Linked DNA regions of Homo sapiens: region 1 is linked to region 2. A link is a loop called in an ENCODE intact Hi-C map of the cell type or tissue named here. Cell type or tissue: chondrocyte. All regions are shown on one strand. Links, peaks and the distances in the headings refer to the core of each region. The heading gives the core; the rest is flanking DNA. Region 1 holds the start of IFIT1 (interferon induced protein with tetratricopeptide repeats 1). Region 2 has its middle 32 kb from the start of MIR4679-1.

Evidence for each region. A loop is a pair of places that touch in the nucleus more often than their neighbours do. Peaks named below come from ENCODE experiments on the same cell type or tissue, not always from the same donor. Only the 100,000 strongest peaks of a DNase experiment are listed, where the experiment ranks them.
Region 1: it touches region 2 in a loop (2.8-fold over the local background); 3 of 110 quality-filtered maps call a loop at or near these places.

Annotation. Positions count from the first base shown.
Region 1 is chr10:89,384,973-89,393,376 of GRCh38, reverse strand. It overlaps IFIT1 (interferon induced protein with tetratricopeptide repeats 1), which reads right to left and starts at 754. Exons shown (of 2, transcript NM_001548.5): 1 at 660-754. The coding sequence starts at 664. It overlaps IFIT1B (interferon induced protein with tetratricopeptide repeats 1B), which reads right to left. Exons shown (of 2, transcript NM_001010987.2): 2 at 8,172-8,404. It also overlaps a transcript of LIPA not described here. RefSeq lists enhancers at 25-74, 876-925, 1,156-1,205 and a silencer at 1,758-1,919. In chondrocyte, for the core only: CTCF peaks have their summits at 1,163, 1,365, 3,700 and 3,915 (motif pointing right); no DNase peak of the experiment used is centred there.
Region 2 is chr10:89,025,367-89,036,434 of GRCh38, reverse strand. No RefSeq gene overlaps it. Among named protein-coding and RNA genes, the nearest start is that of MIR4679-1, 32 kb to the left of the region's middle. In chondrocyte, for the core only: a CTCF peak has its summit at 6,405 (motif pointing left); no DNase peak of the experiment used is centred there.

The sequences.
Region 1 (8,404 bases), core at 1-8,000, 360 kb before region 2:
AAGCAGATGTGGATCATCTTCAGTCAAGGACGTACCAAGAGCCTAGATTTTCCAGGGAGGAGGCAATCTGTTTATCTTAAGCTCAGCCTGATTGCGAAAACCTGTTGTAAGAGGCCAGCAGTGCAGAAAGTGAGACCAGAAGCCTATGGAGGAAGGCTGTGAGCTTTTCCTACCACATCTCCACTGTATTACCCACAAGACATCAGAGAGGCTGCAAGACTGAGGCTTTCACATTCTTGTGGGTCCTGCTTTTTCTCTGTGGTAAAGAACCTGCAGAAAGCAATGCCTCTACTCAGACAAGCTGTCCATTCCTTCCCCATATCAGACAGAAGTGAATCTGATGGGAAAGAATCTCTCAGATTGGGATCATTTTCTCCCTTCCTGCAAAACTCTTTTCCCATTTCCCTCCCCTTCTTTGGGCTATAGCATGAGGTAAGCTTCCTCAAGTTCATGCTAACAAACATAAAAATGCATTAAACAATTTATGTATGTGTGAACGTGCACACACATGCATGCACACATTCAGTCCATAAGCAGATACTCAAATCGAGGAATTAGAAAACCTGACCTCACTGAGATCTAACCTGTTGAAATAGTATTTAATTACCATTTTTTCAAAAACTTTAGACATTATGGCAGAGGAGCAAAGAAATCCTTACCTCATGGTTGCTGTAAATTAGGCAGCCGTTCTGCAGGGTTTTGCTTAGCCAGGCTCCTCTGAGATCTGGCTATTCTGTCTTGTGGATTTTCAGTTACGTTTAAACCCCAAGACAGTGTTATATAAGGGAGCTAAACAGCAGCCAATGGTGTAAGCTGTGGGTGTGTCCTTGCAAGTTGGAAACCTAGGGAAACCGAAAGGGGAAAGTGAAACTAAAGCTAGCGGAATTCCTGCTGACGGGGGGGGGTGGGGAATGAAACTTTGTTTCTATTTTAAAACAGATAAACTGCAGACCTGCAACCATAGATGTTTCTAGTGCTGCAGAAACCCAATGACTGGCCAGCATTTGGAACGAGATTCACGTCCTCCCTAAAGAACATCAGTCCATTGCTGCCTATTGTGGCAGTTGGTGGCTGGATTCTGGATGAATACACAGAAAAAGGAGAATTGAAGGAGATAGCTCTATTTTCAGTTTCTATATTTAGAAGGAACCTACTATCAAATATAAAAATCTACTCTTAATTAATTGAGTAACAAGGCTTTTGGTTGCTGGTTGCTTTTTGGTTGCTTACTTTTGGTTTCAGCTTGACGGAAATAAGCAACCAATCTGGTTTAGGAATGAAGGAAAGAGACCAATACCTAGAAAGCCTTCTAACCCCTGATGACTTAGGCAGGAGGTAAAAGCAAGGAGGTATGGTTTGAAATAGAGAGCCCTCTATTGCTCCATCATGGACACTGTCATTCTGAATCAAATTCCAGTACAACCTCCACTACAGTTCATGGAATTTGAGTTTAAATAGTTAGCAACTACCTGGCACATAGAAGCATGCAAATAAGTGGTAACTATTATTATTATTATTTTCAGTCATCAAGTTAAAAATAATGATTCTTGGCTGGGTGCGGTGGCTCATGCCTGTAGTCCCAGCACTTTGGGAGGCCAAGGTGGGCGGATGACAAGGTCAGGAGATGGAGACCATCGTGGCCAACATGGTGAAACCCCCTCTCTACTAAAATACAAAAAATTAGCTGGGTGTGGTGGTGTGCACCTGTAGTCCCACCTACTCGAGAGGCTGAGGCAGGGGAATTGCTTGAACCTGGGAGGCAGAGGTTGCAGTGAGCCGAGATCACACCACTGTACTCCAGTCTGGTGACAGAGCGAGACTCCGTCTAAAAAAATAAATAAATAAAAAATAAAAAATTGTTGTCCGGGTGCATTGGCTCAGGCCTGTAAGTCCCAGTATTTTGGAAGGCAAGGCGGGAGGATCACTTGAGCCCAGGAATTGTAGACCAGCCTGGACAACATAGGGAGACCCCAACTCTACAAAAAAACTGAAAAAAAAAGCTGGGTGTGGTGGTGTGTGTCTGTGGTCTCAGCTACTCAGGAGGCTGAGGTGGGAGGCTCACTTGAGCCCAGGAGGTAGAGGCTGCAGTGAGCCATGGTCACACCACTGCACTCCAGCCTGGGCAACAGAGTGAGCCCCTGTCTCAAATAATCATAACAATATATAAAAACAATGTTTCCTTTAAAAAAACCTACCTACTTTGTCTTTTAACATAAGAAGCAGAAGAGGAGCAGGTGCAAGAGTATTTTCCTTTTGGAAACACTTAACTGGGCACACTGCCAGATCTAAACAGTTTCTGCTCAACTCCCTGCCAGACTCATCTCCCATGTCAGCTCTCACCAATTCTGTAAGCTTCCACAGAGAGTTCAACAACTAGTTAGAAAGTTCTACACAAATAAGAATTTCTGAATTAATAGGACAGGTTTTGTCTTGCACTCAGATACATGATCAGGCCATAAGCAAATGCTGAAACAGATGAATTAGAAAACATCTTTTGGGGAGCAAGATGTCTTTGGAATTCTTATGGGAAAAAATGGGTTTTCAATTTGCCAATGCACTAGATAGCATGCAGAGATATGAACAAAAAGTTTATCTTGCCATTGCTGTGAATTTGGCAGCAGTCTTGGTTCTACGGGGCTATGGCCCAGGCTGATTAGGTATTCAGAATCTTGCTTAGTGTCTCTTTGGGCTAAACAAACCCATGAGGGACACAGGATAGAACAGCATTAAGGAAAGAAAAGCCAATCGCGCGCGTGTGTGTGTGTGTTTACAGATAAAAAAGAAAATGGGAACCAGAGAGGATCAAACATTTAGAAAATGAAATTTCAGCACTAGGTTGTGAGTTCATTCCCAGGAGTCTAAGCTGGGCTCTGCAAGGGACTGACCAGTTATGATAAACTGCTTCACCTCTATGAATCTCAATTTCCTCAGCTGAGAAGTCATTTGGAATAGGTTGGCAGATCTCAACCCTCACTGCACATTAGAATCAGCCAGGTAAATCTCAAAAATAATGCTAACTATGCCCATTCCAGAACAATTGAACATATACTTAGGTACAGGCCTCTGGCTCAGTATTAAAAAGAAATCTTCAGCCTGGGCACAGTGGCTCACGCCTGTAATCCCAGCATTTTGGGAGGACAAGACGGGCGGATCACCTGAGGTTGGGAGTTCGAGACCAGCCTGACTAACATGGAGAAACCCCGTCTCTACTAAAAATACATAATTAGCCGGGCGTGGTGGCACATGCCTGTAATCCCAGCTACTCGGGAGGCTGAGGCAGGAGAATCGCTTGAACCCGGGAGGTGGAGGTTGTGGTGAGCCGAGATCGTGCCATTTCATTGCACTCCAGCCTGGGCAACAAGAGTGAAACTCCATCTCAAAAAAAAAAAAAAAAAAAAAAAGAAAGAAATCTTCAGGTGATTTTGATGTAGACCTGCGCCCTGAGCCGGGAACCAGGGCCTCAATTATCCCTAATGTCTATTGTATGTCTGAAATTCTCTGACTGAGAGATATGGGACTCAATCCCTGGACCCACTTCCTGTTCTGTGAGGCCCAGATTCAGTATTTTACGACTCAATGCCTTGTTTCCTCACCTACACAATGGGTAATGAATTCCTTAGTCTCTTCTTCATTCACAGGATGATATGGAAAAAGAATGTTATTCTGAGTGTATTTTTTAAAAATTATAATATGATAATATGGACAAATGCTAAGCCATTTCTGCTGAAGGGTCTCAAATATCCAATCACAACTTATTAAGGAATGGGCTCCATAGAAATTTCCCCTGTCTTTTCCAGGGTCATCTCTTGTAGTCTAAAATCTCTTATCAGCTTGCTAATGGCCAGGTAGAATAGGATCTAGTGATCTGGTTACCTAATGAAAAGCTGATTTCTTGTTAGAAACAAATTCAGCCCCTAGGTGGTACTACTTCCTTGGGCTTCTCTGTCTCCTCAGCAGTCCTTTCCATCAGTTTGTACTGCAGAAGTTGCTACTGTACTTGTTTTTTGGTAATCATAGTTAAATGAAGGCATTGTAGTGACATGAAAGACACACAAGATGCTTTCATGCTAGAATCATAAAAACCAAAGGCTTGACTGAATCGATCAATCCATTTCCATGTTCCTGCATCTTTGATTTTCCTCACGTTTTTCATTTAATTATAAAAGTCAGGTTTCTAGATATTTCTCTTTTTAATTTATAATTTAACATTTAACAATTGGAATATCTCTGCTAATTACATGTTATATACTCTTTTGAATGTATTCAATCACAAAGATATTTTTAGCTATAGCCTATTTTCTGAGGAATGTAATTCTCAGTGTTCTGACCACTGTATGAAAACTATTTTCTTGGCTTCTGAGATTTTTCCTAAACTACTTCCAGTCGCATCCATGGAGAGAGGACTTGGACTCCAGAAATTCTTCGTTGCAAATGATTTGATGATTTACATATCTTCTCATGAAACTTCAAGAGACCTCTCAGCCCATGATATCACTCAGCCCACCTTGACCCACAGTTTGGTTTACTGCAACCTATTCAAGTACTACTAGAATTTTTATTAGCTCATTTTTTTTTTTTTTTTACATTTCAGGCATATTTTGAAACAACTATAGACACAAGAAATTTCAGAAAAGATCCTGTGTACTTTTCATCCAAATTCCCCAAATAGTGACATCTTATATAGCTGTAGTACAATATTAAAACCAGGAAGATGACATGGATACTGTGTATATATTTTGAAGATAAAATATGACATGAATCTTACAAACCCAGGTACACTGGATTTTTTTACTTAACATAAAAAATCTTACGTACATATTTTTCCTCCCAAACTAAACATTCCTTTTCTAAGTGATGCCAGTTTAATTATTCATGTGATCTATTATATAATACACCAACAACCGTCTCTGAATAACAAAATTAACAAAACACCTCCAGAATGGTGCTAAGTAGAGTTTAAGAATTTTTTTCGGCCAGGCGCGGTGATTCACACCTGTAATCCCAGCACTGTGGGAGGCCAAGATGGGCGGATCACCTGAGGTCAGGGGTTCGAGACCATGCTGGCCAACATGGCAAAACCCTGTCTCTACTGAAAATACAAAAATTAGCTGGGTGTGGTGGCACCCACCTGTAATCCCAGCTACTCAGGAGGCGGAGGCAGGAGAATCACTTGAACCCAGGAGGCGGAGATTGCAGTGAGCTGAGATCATGCCACTGCACTCCAGCCTGGGTGACAGAGCGAGACACTGTCTCAAAAAAAAAAGAATTTTTTTCCATGTTAGTTTTGTTTATAAGCTATATCCTATTAAAAATGTAGAGTCAAATTACAGCGCACTTAAAAATCACTTGGAATCCTTCCTTCCTATGTGATTTTATCCACCATTCCCTACATATTTTGGATAATTTGTCTCAGTTTGCTGTACTTTTTAGATACTGCTATTTGCCCTTTTTATCCAAACATTTTATTATTATACATGGTCAAGCAGAGAGAAAAGTTGAGAGTATTTTACAATGAACACTTGTATAACTAGATTCTACAGTTAACATTTTACTATATTTACCTTATTACATATCTATTCATCCACTCATTTCTCTATCCACCCATCCATTTATTTTATATTTTCTTTTGCATAAAAGGGCCTTCAGTACAATTAATTGATAAAACATTTAGCTTACATATGTGGATTGCTTTTCTAAATATAAATTTGGTTTTATAATTAGGCAAAATATTGACATGGTTGCAAAAACAAACACAGAGAAGTCTGGCTCCTATTGCTGTCCCTTTCCTTTTCCTCTCTTTCTTATTGGTAACCATTACAAAATTTCATTTATCCATCCACTGTTTTCATTTTAATACAAGCAGGTAGATAAGTTTTATATACCCTCCAATTTTTTCTCTCTTCTTCGCTGGCCCATATTGCATGTAGAAGCCACTGATAAAAGCAGCACTTTAGATGATATTCAGCCAATGAATCCATAATTGTTTATTGATTCCCTCTTATGTTCCCAGGGTATGGTGAATTGATGTTGTTAAAATAGATTTTTTTTTTTTTTTTTTTGAGACGGAGTCTTGCTCTGTCACCCAGACTGGAGTACAGTGGCGGGATCTCTCGGCTCACTGCAAGCTCCACCTCCTGGGTTCACGCCATTGTCCTGCCTCAGCCTCCCGAGTAGCTGGGACTATAGGCGCCCGCCACCACGCCCGGCTAATTTTTTGTATTTTTAGTAGAGGCGGGGTTTCACTGTGTTAGCCAGGATGGTCTCGATCTCCTGACCCCATGATCTGCCCACCTCGGCCTCCCAAAGTGCTGGGATTACAGGCGTGAGCCACGGCGCCCAGCCTAAAATAGTTTTAAGACTTACTTGGTGCTTATCCAAACACACACACACTCTCTCTCTCTCTCACACACACACACACACACACACACACTCATATACCCACAGACTCATAAACTCTATTAAGTAGATGCAGTTGCAAAAGGTTTTGGTTCCAGTACCTGGAGTGGTGGGAAGGTTTCAATATTAATTAATGAATGAATTTGATTCAATAAAACCTAATTTCCTGACAACTTACTAACTAGCTGAGTAATTTTATTTTATTTGTGATGAATTCAGCCAAGAGGACTGTAAATCTCTTGTTACTTCTTTTTGCCAAGAGTAACCAGTAGCTAAGGAGCAAATAGTTGTCAGTTTACTAACAATTACAGAACTGAGCCAAACCAAAAGCTTAGAGTTGTCCAGTTAGAAGAACATTGTCTCTGTGTTTTCTAATTAGTAGAGATATGTCCTCAGATGTCTCATTTAGATTAATTCCATGAATGGAGGCAAATCTCCCCTACAAGAAGCTCTGTGGCAGTTACAAGTAAGGAATTCAGAGGCCAGGTGAGCCTGAATCACACCTTGTTTACAGGGAAAAGTCAATAGTAGTTTCCTCTGGTTAAATTGAATAAGTACGTTCTTTGTTTACTATCAACAAAGTTGAAAAAGGTGTTACTCCTGTGCTTTCCAGGTGTCATCTAAATGACTCCACTCCCCTGCCTCCCCACTCTCCCAAATCTCCATCATTGGTCACTCCCCGCTTTCAAGGATCCAAGTAACATAAGTCAATCTTAAAATTCCATGGCCTGTAGTAGTAAATGCCTCCCTAGTTTTTTGAAAAATTCTTGGTAGGAAGTGGTACATGGTGGCATGCACTTATGGTTTTGGCTACTCAGGTGGCTGAGGAGGGAAGATCTCTTGAGGCCAGGAGTTTAAGGCTGCAGCGTGCTATGACTGTGCTTGTAAATAGCCACTGAACTCCAGCCTGAGCAACATCACAAGACCCTGCCTCTAATAAATAAATAAAAATTATAAAAATTCTTGGTCAGGTTTCTATTCCATCACTTCCTCTGCTTCAGGCCTTCTAATGCTGTGTAAGTTGGTTCTACATTTTTCTATTTGAAATAAAACACAAAATACACTTGTTTTTGAATATCACTAATAAAATACACTCCAAGAATTTGTGATCTTAGCAAAGCTCTTAGGTGTAATCTTAGATGTGTGATTTTAGGTGTGATCTCAGGTGTGAATAAATGTCCAGCAGTGTGTTTGGGTCACGTAGATCCCTTGTGATTGCCAGCAGCTGGACACATGTAAACAAAAATTTGAATTTATTATAAGGCTTGGCTCACTGACCAGCAGGTCCCAGCTACAGTAGGGCCTTGGGAAATAGAACTCCAGCTAGAATGCTGTAGAACTCCTGAAATTCCCTCCTTTCTAACTCTTGTCTTTGCTCATTTATTTTACTCTTAGGTTTTGTTGCAGGTCAGTGACCCTGGCCACATGGAACAGAAACCTTCCCTGTTTAGGTCTCCTTTGTTTGGGAGACTGAGGATGAAAACTGCTCATTCCAAAGGCAAAATTTTAAGGAAAATGATTCTTATTGTCCCAGCAGATGTAGGTGCCTAAAACAGCATTAATAAGCCTTGGTCAATGAATGCAGGGATGTGTTGTGGAAGAATAGATGCTCCTGCCGCAGACACATGGATTGAAGAGGAAAAAATGAGGGGGGTGGCCAGGCAATAGAGTATGTGTTATACCGAAGTATTTTGTATTTCATCAGACTATACATTTTTGAAGGCAGCAATTGGGAAAGACTGTTGTCTCAATCTCAAATAATGGAATTCAGAAACTATGATTAAGTATAGAGTTTATTTGAGCACAAAGCTTGAGGGTAACCACTCAGGAAATACAGACACCTAATGACTGGAGTCAGCATTCCAAAATGGGGAAGTTAAGATTTCACTTACATAGGCAGTAAACAGGGTTGCAGCATTTTCCACATAAGGTCAGTACACACGTTATAGCAATTTGATCGGTTACTACTTGCTATGTTCCAAGAAAGATTGCTTTACCATTCCATCAG
Region 2 (11,068 bases), core at 1,798-9,797:
AGTTTCATAATTTGTAAAATGGAGACATAAATACAGTTCATGGGTTTTTGTTGGAATAAGACAATGTGTCTAAAGTGTCCCGCTGTGGGCCAGTCACTTGGTAATTGTGCAGCAATATTTATTCTTCTTGGTGGTGATTTTTAACTTATTTTCAACATGGATTTTAAAAAGCTGATGAACAAAAGGCATTGCTTCCTAGACAAATTTATTTGCAAGCCAAATTTAATATATAATTTTAGAGGATTCAAAGCCCCTTGAAGACCATCTACAGGTTCCTTATTTCTGAAGGGGTTATCAATGGGAACACATTAGGGATTTAGATCTCTGTGCTGCACCTCTGAATTAAAATCTCAGGCATGAGTACAGTCCTCCACATTTTAAACATCCCTCCCACCAAGTAATCATGCACGCTCACTGCCGTATGTTAAATGACCACAGTTAAGATGACCAACCTGCCATCCTGGGTTGCAAAAGAATGCTACCAATGTGCACTCAGAATGTGTTTATATGTGCTTGGCTTGGCTTTTCCACTAGACAGCAAGCTCCCAAGTAGTGCAAACTCTCTTCAACATCTTCCTTTGCATGCACACATGGTATAGGTGCTCTGACTTGAGTGGCTTCTTCATCAAGGAGGTTCAATTCTTGGTGCTGCAGGAAAATTAGCCATGTGTGATGGCTTCTATTAGAGTCCAGCAGACGCTGACTATATTTAAGTTTGTAATGAATATTTTGCAATCTGTCCCTTGAGAAAAATGCAGTCTCTGAGATTTCCCAAGTCCCTCTGTAAGTATCAAATAGTTCCTGATTAAGTCAGTGCTACAAAGTCAAAGGCACAAAATCAGCAAAGGGTAAATCCCCTATAGATTTGAATCAACTGTGCCTTCAATAAATGCCTATGTACTTTATCTGCATAGTAAATGCCTTTGAAATATAATTCTTGTGGATGTTGTTGGGATTCAGGACATTCTGCCCCAAAATATGGCACCTCGGAACTTGAAAAAATAGCAGAAGCAGGAAGGTCACTCTCACCTTACACTGCCCTTCTCCCCTTAAGCAGGTCGTAAGACCCTCATTCAAGAGGTACCTTCCCTATACCCAGAGGAAAGAAGCATTCTTATCTTCAAAGACACAGAAATGTCAAGAGGAATCTGAACAAACAGGCTTTGCTAAGTTCTTCTCAATTACTACCGTTAGATCATACCACCGTTGTCCAATCCTACTTGCTCATGTCCATCCATCTCATCAAACCCAGCATTAAAAATAAACAAGTTTACCTGTGTCTTTGGATCTTTTTTTTTTTTTTCTTTAGGACAGAGTCTAGCTCTGTCTCTCAGACTGGAATGTAGTGCTGCAATCATAGCTCACTGCAGCCTCAAACCCCTGGGCTCAATTGATCTCCCCTCCTCTGCCTCCCCAGTGGCTGGGACAACAGGTCTTTGGATCTTCATTTCTGAAGGCTTCTGTGTCACATCAAACTTATGTTAAATAAATTCGTAATGCTTCTCTCCTGCTAATCTGTCTGTGTCAGCTCTCTCAGGGACCCTAAGAGGGTTGAGAAAAACCTTCCTCCCATATTATATAAATATATATGGAAAAAATAATCCCACATAATTCCACTGCCTGGAGATAGTCACCTTTAAGTTTTCATGATTATCCGTTCATGTCTATACAGAGATACATTTAGACATGGAAGGAAACATAGGTCATTTCCTTGGGAAGCCTCCCCCTGATCTTCCACCCACGCCCCAGTCTAAATAAGGTTTTCTTGCTATATCAGTTCATAGCATCTGTACTTTTTCTTGATATTCTTTATTAGAGTAGAAAATATTTAATTACTATATTTATTTTCTGCTGTATATTTTCATCATGAGGTAAACTCATTGTGGTAATAACATTGAGTACATTGCTATATGCGCAGCGTTTAGATGAGTGCTAGGATGTAGTTGGACAAATATTCAATACATATTTTTTCAGTTAACAAAATGTCACATTACAGGTGTGTACATATGTTTCTAAAGTCAGCGAGCTGTCGTCTCAATCATATTGCCAAATGCCATCAAGAAAGAATCACCTGGAAACAAACAAGGCCACTGTAGCTCTTGTTAGAAACCACTGGATCTTGTAAGCTGGAAACAGAATACAGAATAGGGACTTCACAACACATACACACACACACACACACACACCCCACATTTGTGAAAGACAGTATGAGGCACAGAAAGTACCTGGCTGACCTGAGCCTGGTCTGTTCACCTTAAAAAAAGCATCAGTTGAGAACTGACTCGGGGTGGGGGAAAAGCACCCACTCAGTTAACTCTAGATCTCAGGCCAGATGCCTGTTGGTGTTCAGTGAAAGTTCACTAGGCTTCCAGTGAAGGCATGACCATGATTTCCAACAAATGACACTACTCATGATATCAGGAGTCTCTCTGGAGTACAAGAATTCAGTTTGAATTGTCAGCAGCAAGAGGTGTGAATATGTACAAAGTCATCTTCTTGGAGCCTCAGTTTCTTTATCTTTAAAATGAGGGTAATAAGACCCACTGCAAAATGGAATATATATATCTGGTACACGTAAAATACAATATTCGTCCTTGAGGATGCAAAGATGACTTCAGCAAAGTCCTTGTCCTCCAGTATATATATACACATACACATATACATACATATACATACATATGTATGTATATGTGTATATATATATGTGTGTGTGTGCGTGTGTGTATGAAGTGATTTTATTATCTTGAATAATAGTATTATATTTATCCTGCATTTCAAAAAGGTAGATTAGTTTAGAAAGAAACTATTTTGTGGGTATGAAAAGCAAAACTTGATCCTTCTGTTGATACTAATTTATTTAACACCAAGTTTGTGCAAGGTGCTGTGATATATATGATGTATATGATGTCATATGATATATGATATATGATGTATATTTAGATATATGTGTATGCATGTGTGTGATATACATGATGCTTACAAATATATGAATTATATATACAGGTTAATATACAAAAGTTTATTGACTTATTTACGTACATATATATGGATTGATCTTCAAAACATCATATTGAGTGGAAATATCATGAGATATGTTAACATACAATCAACCTGGGAGGTGGAGGTTGTGGTGAGCCGAGATCGCACCACTGCACTCCAGCCTGGGCAACAAGAGCAACACTCCATCTCAAAAAAAAAAAAAAAAATGTAGGTACACAAGACAGCAATAAATAGTTCACATTACTACACACAAAGAGAAACGTGCATTTTAAATACATTAGAATGGCTACCTATTAGGAATGCCAATAGAAGTGGAGTCTGGGAATAAAATACATAAATGAAAAAATGTTTTCAAGTGTTCTTGCATGGACTGATGATAATACACCCAGACTGAAGAATAAGACAACCTCAAACCTCTCTTCACTCCCACCCTCCACAGGAAACCAGCACAGTAAACTTACCTGTTCTAACACTTGCTGTTATTGACAGTTAAGGGCGGAACATGAGGTAAGGCTGTGAGGTGATCTATCAGAGCTATTACTGATGTCGTCCATATTCTGGATCTTTATCCAAAGCTTACTGGCTCTAGGAAATAGAAGTCTGACAAGCATTATGTACATTTCATTTTCCTCATGTCACCTTCAGAAGCTGAAGAAATCTTGAAAGCCTTGGACTGCTGCCATCAGACATAACTAGCTGCCACTGCATTACCTTCCTGACTGTGCAGTAATTAAAATTTGCATCTTTACTGGATTGTTTTTAGAGTTAAGAAACGCATTTCCGTGAATGAAACTGGACACACAAGGCTACACAGAATATGATTCTATTTACATAAAATATCTGGAAGAGTTCGTCTCATTAAGACAGAAATCAGATTAGTGGTTTCCAGGGACTGAGGAGAGGGAGGGGTGGGGAGTGACTGCTTAATGGATTTTCTTTTGAGGTGAAGAAAATGTTCTGGCACTAGATGGAAGTGGCGATTGCACAACATTGTGAATGTGCTAAATGCCACGAAATTGTATACTTTAAAATGGTTAATTGTTATGTTATGTGATCTTCATCTCAATTGAAAACAAAAAGAGGAAAAGGAGAAAGGGACTTTCCGCATTCTAAGTTCTTAAGAAAGTCCTTTCTCAGTGAAAGGATGACTAAGGTGTTATGCATAGGTCAGTTGAGTGCTGAGTGGGCAGGGGGCGGGGTGGAGAAAAGGCCACAGGCACAAGTAGAATATAGGAGGATGAGGTGTAGAAAGTGCTGCAGTGGGGACCTTTCCCCATACTGATTTAGGGTCCCACTAATTCAGCAAATGCTCTTCTGCAGCTCTCCACACTGCAATTGACTCCAGCATGCATACTATACCCACTTCTCGTGAATTATCTCTTTTCCCAAAGGGGTGCCCATTCCCTGAAGGCTAGACCTTCAGCTCTTTCCTGTGGCACAACCTCCCCCAAGGCTTTATCCTATCCTGAGGCCAATCCATTCGAGCCTCTGGTGCAAGCAAAACACAATATTCGTCCTTGAGGATACAAAGATACCTTCAGCAAAATCCTTGTCCTCCAGTAGGACCAAGTCTATGTGGTCTGGATTCCCGTGATCTCCCTGAGCTCATCCACTGCAGCTGCACTGGCATCTTTGCTATGCCTCCTGAGTGCCTGGCGTGCTCTGGCCCTAGACCCTTGCTCTTGTTATTTTCTCTGTTTGAACAACTCTTCTTCAAGTCTTTGTTCCAATCTCACAGGGGCCTCTCCTCACCATTCTATTTAATAATACACCTTGCTTCTTCCCCTCACTGACTTCTCCCCAATCTCCTATACCCTGCATTACTTACCAGATCATATATCCCTTCCTAACATAAAGTATTTTATGTAATCATTATGTTTATTATTTTTCCATCTCCTGCTGCTGGAATCTCAACCTCAGAATAGCAGAGTCTTTGGATATTTTACTCACATTTTAATCAAAGGCCTAGAATGGTTCCTGCTGAAAAACAACTGTTGCTCAATAAATATTTGCTGAAAGATTTAAAAGCCCATGGTTCAATTTAAGCACTTTCCTTTCTCTATCAATGTGAAATTTGAATACAGCAAGTTTCCGTAGCTGCCTCTGACAACTTTGCTAAGAGTCTTCTTTGCTGTTACCTAAGAGGAGATTTGAATATCCACATTCAGGTGCTGGGGATATCACATTCGAGCTATTGTACCCTGGCCACAGGCCCAAGGTGCCAGACTGCACATCTCTCCTGCTATATTCACCTTTGAACTAGACCCTCTCTTAGGGCAACAGCTCAGCAGGGAGCACCCTCTGAGGAGTAAGGGGGCTAAGTCTCTCTTAAAGACCCTGAAAATACTGCCGGTGCTGGTTGAAAAGCCCTGGTGATCTGTGATAACCATAGTGACAGAAAACTCCGGGAGTTTTATGGAACCTCATTGCTAAATTTCCTGCACAACTGTTTCAGCACAGTGAAGCCCATGATTCAGCAATTGCTAAATGGCACTGGTCACTTACTAGGTGACAAAAATGAGCCCATGGGGGTACAAAGGCAAAGCTCAGGTGAATTCTATTGAGTCTGCCAGGTCCTATCACCAAATATCCCTGTAAATGGAGTGACATTGCTAGGGATGCTCTACAGATTACCTCCATCAAAGATTCAGATAACCATTGTTATCTGATTATTATCCAATTAACATCCTAACAATTGCTGTGAACATAAGGAGGTGAATAAAATATAGACTTCTGCCCTCAGTTAGTTAATCTAAGGGTAGTGGAGTGTTTGTAAAACTTTTACTCAAAATAGAGAAAAATAAATACCATTACATGAAAAGGTAAGAGAAACTTCTGTGCCTTAACCTCTCACTTTCTACTGGTATATATTTGCATAGTGTAGTTTCTCAAATTGTGGTCCCTAGGCCTTCATCATCTTGATACCTGCAGATGAATATGTAGTAGTATACAAACTCTAAGGCATAGGCCTGGACTTCTTGAAACATCTTTAGAAGCTGGGCCTTGAGGGTGTGTATTTTTAAAATTTCCTCATGTGATTCTTATATTAAAAGTTAAGAACCAGTGTTATGGTACGTTATAATTGATCACACTTGCATATATAGTTTATTATTGTGCCTGACAATTATAAGAAGAGCAGGCGAGATGTATCTCCATTTTGTGGATGAGCAAATTGAAACTCAGACATGGTAAATCCAAAGTTATACAGTTAGTTCACGGCAGAGCTAGAATTAGAACCTGGACTACCCGATTTCACATTTAATCCTTGCCTTACCCCATGCTGGCCTGTTTCTCTGTTGAGGAAAAAAAATGAATCAAAATGTGAAATGACAGACATTGTTTCCATAGGGAATAAGTCTTTTTCATACAAGCAGGGGCAAATTTTAGTACCAGGAGAAACACTGCCACCTTGTGGCCATGTGGAAGTGAAGCACAGCCTTGTCTGTCATTAGAGAAGTTGATTCCTCCCAGCCCCCACCAACCTCGCCGCTGCCTTGGTTGCACTGCTTTCAGTGATGGATTTGTGTTGAGCTATACTCACTCTCTACTGATGAAGCTGACGAGTCCTCTGGACTTTGGCCTTTGGTTTTGTAGCTAAGATTTTTTCTCCTAGCTGAGGTTAATTTACTCATTTAGGGCTGGGAACACGAGGTCATCATGCCATGCAATAGCCAGCAGAGCCAAAACCATTCATCTCGGTGGATACTTTCTGCAGCTGACACATGTCTAGCTTTCTAGAACTTTGGCCCTAAAATGAAAATTTTAAAAATATATATATATATATTTGTCATAGTTACAAAATCTTCCTGAAGAAGCCAAGGCTGATTTCAATGTTGGGAAGAGGGACCGCCATCCCTTTCAATTCCCAGGAATATACAGAGATAAGAGGGACTCTTCTCCATTCAATTTCAACACACTAACATCTGGAAATTCACAAGAAAATCTTCATGGGGGGTTTCACTTGGCAGACACATGATACAGACCACAGAATTACGTGGAGGGCCCCAAACACAGCTAGTGCTGTATGGCTAGGCGGACAAAAACATGAAACATTCAGCCTTCAAGATAACAAAAAAGTTTGCTCAAGCCATCCCAGGAATCTGTGGAAGTTGTCAGCTATTAATAAGTCCTCAGTTTGGGCAATCTTTACAAGTACTTCTCCTGCCTTGAATGTCAAACCTCCCAAGCTGCTGTATAAGTAAAGCCACAGTCAGTGACTACCCCCACATGAACAGGCTTCAGGCTGTTCTTGATCTCCTTTCCTCCAATCTCTCTGCTCCTCTTTCTTGCTCCTGCCAGGGAACCTTTAGCAAGACCTTCGTTTCGTGAGATTTCAGATCCTTGGTCACTTTCCTGACTTCACACACTAAGTCAAGTCCTCCTGTCATGCTCCCACATTACATTTTCTTCTAATGACATCTGCCAAAGTTGTGTTTAGCATTTAACTGTGTCACTATCCCATTAGTGTCTGCCTCTTGACTAATGGTTCCAGGAGGTAACCATGTATATAAGCCAGACCTAGTACAGTGCCTGGCACAGAGTAGAAATACAATAAGCATTTATTGAATGAATGAACAAACCCATAAACAGGGCTAATTTTGGTTCAATAACTTCATTTTTATTCCCCTCAAGTCACATCTTCCAAACCATATCTTTGATGATCTTTCTGCTGCAGCCTCCAGAGTGAATCTGATATTATTTGTTGTTTAGCATCTCCAAGTTGCTGCTGAAACCCTATCTATCAAACTCAAATTTCAAAGTAGGAAGAGGATAGACACAATTTTTTAGTCCTAGCAGGACGTTAAAGATTGCAAGTGTTCTTAACAATAGCCTCCTGATTTCTTAGAATTTTCTTTGTATAACTTTATGCAAGTTAATTGATATTTTCAGCCCTTGTCTCCTCTATCTGTAAAGTGGGGATAACAGAACCATTGGATGGAGTAGTCAGATAACATACACTCAATTCTTTTCCATTAAGTCTGATGTTAGTCAATGGTTTTTCCTAGATGCCTTTCACCAAATTGAAAATGTTCCCTCCTATTTCTAGTTTCATAAAAATTTTTGTCATAAGTAGATATTGAATTTTGCCAAACACTTTTTTGTGTAAGCATATACGATGGTACATAGTAGGCACTCAATAAAGTTAATTTCCTCCCTCTTTAATTAAGTACTTTCTTTTTTTTTCCCTCCTCCCCATAACTTACTGGCTAGCTGTTTGGCCAGTATTGAGTCATATGGAAACGACCTTGTTCTGTTGGGAGAAGCTCCAGAACCTATACCTTTGAACTTGGCTTAGACTTATACTGGAAGTTGAGAGTTAGAGAGGCCCAAAGCCCCAGACAGGGCCAACCCAAGTGTATCTACCTAGAGAAGTCCATTTCAACATCAACCTCTTCTCTTTCATCCTTTGTCCAGAGCTCTCCCTTTCCTCAGCCATCTGGAGACACTCTGTTCACCTGAGCCTGCTAACACAGCAGACCTATGCCCAATTCCTGGGGCATGGCCTCCTTGCCCTCCCCCACCAAGTCTTTAGTTTAAGGTTAAATAAGTCAAGTAAGAACTAAAGTGTTCATGACCCATAGTGGTTAAATGTCTTCACATTCTTTAATAGCATTTGTATTTCAGCAAAATAAATTATGATAACATTTGTATTTTACCAACATATGATACCCCAAAGCAGTGAAATACTATGTACCAAAAAAGAATATTATTGTATTAGTCTGTTTTCACACTGCTAATAAAGACATAACTGAGACTGGGTAATTTATAAAGGAAAGAGGTTTAACGGACTCACAGTTCCACATGGCTGGGGAGGCCTCACAATGATGGCTGAAGGCAAAAGAGGAGCAAAGTCATGTCTTACATGGTAGGAGGCAAGAGGGTATGTGCAGGGGAGCTCCCCTTTATAAAACCATCAGATCTCATGAGACGTATTCACTATCATAAGAACAACATGGTAAAGACCCATCCCCATGATTCAGTTACCTCCCATCACGTCCTTCCCATGACACATGGGAATTATAGGAACTACAATTCAAGATGAGATTTGGGTGGGGACACAGCCAAACCATAACAATTATATTTAAAAGGAATATTAAAAAGAAATTATTTTTATTTATTAACATGGAATAGCAACCATAACCCATTGTTGAGTAAAAAGCATGTTATAAGCGTGTATGGTGTGATCACCTTTCTTTAACTTTGTGTGTGTGTAGATATCTAAAAATTCACAAGAGTTACCTTTGAACAGTGGGATTGGGATTAATTTGCACTTTTTTTTTTTTTAAACAGATCTCACTCTGTTGCCCAGGCTGAAGTACAGTAGCATGATCTTGGCTCACTGCAATCTCCGCCTCCCAAGTTCAAGTGATTTTCCTGCCTTGGCCTCCTGAGTAGCTGGGATTACAGGCACGTGCCACCACGCCCAGATAATTTTTGTATTTTTAGTAGAGACGGGGTTTCACCATGGTGCCAGGCTGGTCTCGAACTCCTGACTTCAGGTGATGCACCCTCCTCGGCCTCCCAAAGTGCTGGGATTACAGGCATGAGCCACCACACCCGGCCTTTTGCACTTTCTTTTTAAAACTGTTTTGTATTGCTTGAATTTTCTAGCTGACTATGTACTGGCTTCATAATCAGGAGGAAAAACAATGATATACTTGCTGGGTTGTACTGCAGATTTAGAAACACACAGTTGTTTGCACCTCATGTTGTCTCAGGGATGAGTTAGATATCTTTTCGCTCATTAATTTGTATGATCATTTGTACAGCAAATTTTTCTTTGATGCCTAGACCTGTAAAATTAGTCAAACATAATCCTTACTCCCTTCCACTGCCTTTAGGATAATAAGCTCTATATATAATTAATTAGGATGAGAGTGATAATGATAATAATGTCTACCATTTTTGAGTAAGCCAGACACTGTTCTAGGTGCTTTTCAGAATTGTCTTTAATCCATACCACAAAAAATGAGGGAGGCATTGTTGGCCCTAATAAACAGATGTGGCCTACAGTGTCTTTAGCCTGAGACACCAGAGAAGGTTTCATAAAGAGGTGGCCTCCAACTAAGACTTGAAAGAGGGGTGGCATTTGACCTTCATGGATGGGAAGAAGGGAATTCCAGGTCAAAAGCTAAGAAAACATATAGAAGAGAGGCATTCATGAGGTCAAGTTATGAACCATTTAGTTTGTTAGAACTGCAGGGAAGGCTTCCAAAAGAGACAAGGTTATTGGGGGTAGATTGAGGAGGAGAAAGCTTTGAGTTCCAGATTTAGGAAACAAATCTGAAATCCTTATAATCCAGAGGTTAAGCTGCGCTCTTTAGACAGAGGGGTTTGGATGGTTGGTGGGAGGGTGCCACCCTGGAAAAGAAAGTCCATTTTGTTGCACTCACTTCAGTGTCTTTCGTTTAGGTGACTAGGACACATTGCTCCCACCAATGGCCCTTTCCCAAATTCCTTGCTGCAGCAGCATCCACAAGAATGGACAGAAAGCATACAATGAAGGGAAACTTTTACCTGTGGCTATTTCATTTGCCATGACCTTTGAATGAGCCTTCTTGTCACTTCCCTGCATTTTACTGCAGACTTGTGCTTTTTATTTATAAAGCAGATAGCCAGAAGAATCCTGCAGCTGGGGAAGTCAAGCCCAAAGCTCTGTGTGAAATCTGATGTGTATTTGAACATCATTAGCCCTTTGTGTGTTCTCCTCAATCTGCCAACTCTAGCATCAATGTCATACTATTCCTGTACTGGTGCTGGGCTGGGCCTGTGGAGCCCTGGGCATTACTGTAATTATAGGAAAGCTATATTTAGCGCTTATCACATGCCAGATACCATTCCATGGGCTCTAAGTGGAGTATCTCATTTAATCCTCAGAGCAGCACTACATGGCAGATACTATCATTTTCCCTCTTCTAGAAGTGAGAAAACTAAGGCCCAGAGGAGGTAAATAAGTTGCCCAAGGTGACAAGGTCCCAAATCTAGGAATGGCAGGGATTCAAATGCACAGTCTTCAGAGCTTACACTCCTACCCACTTCTTTATGCTTCCTTTTCTGCCTTCAAGGA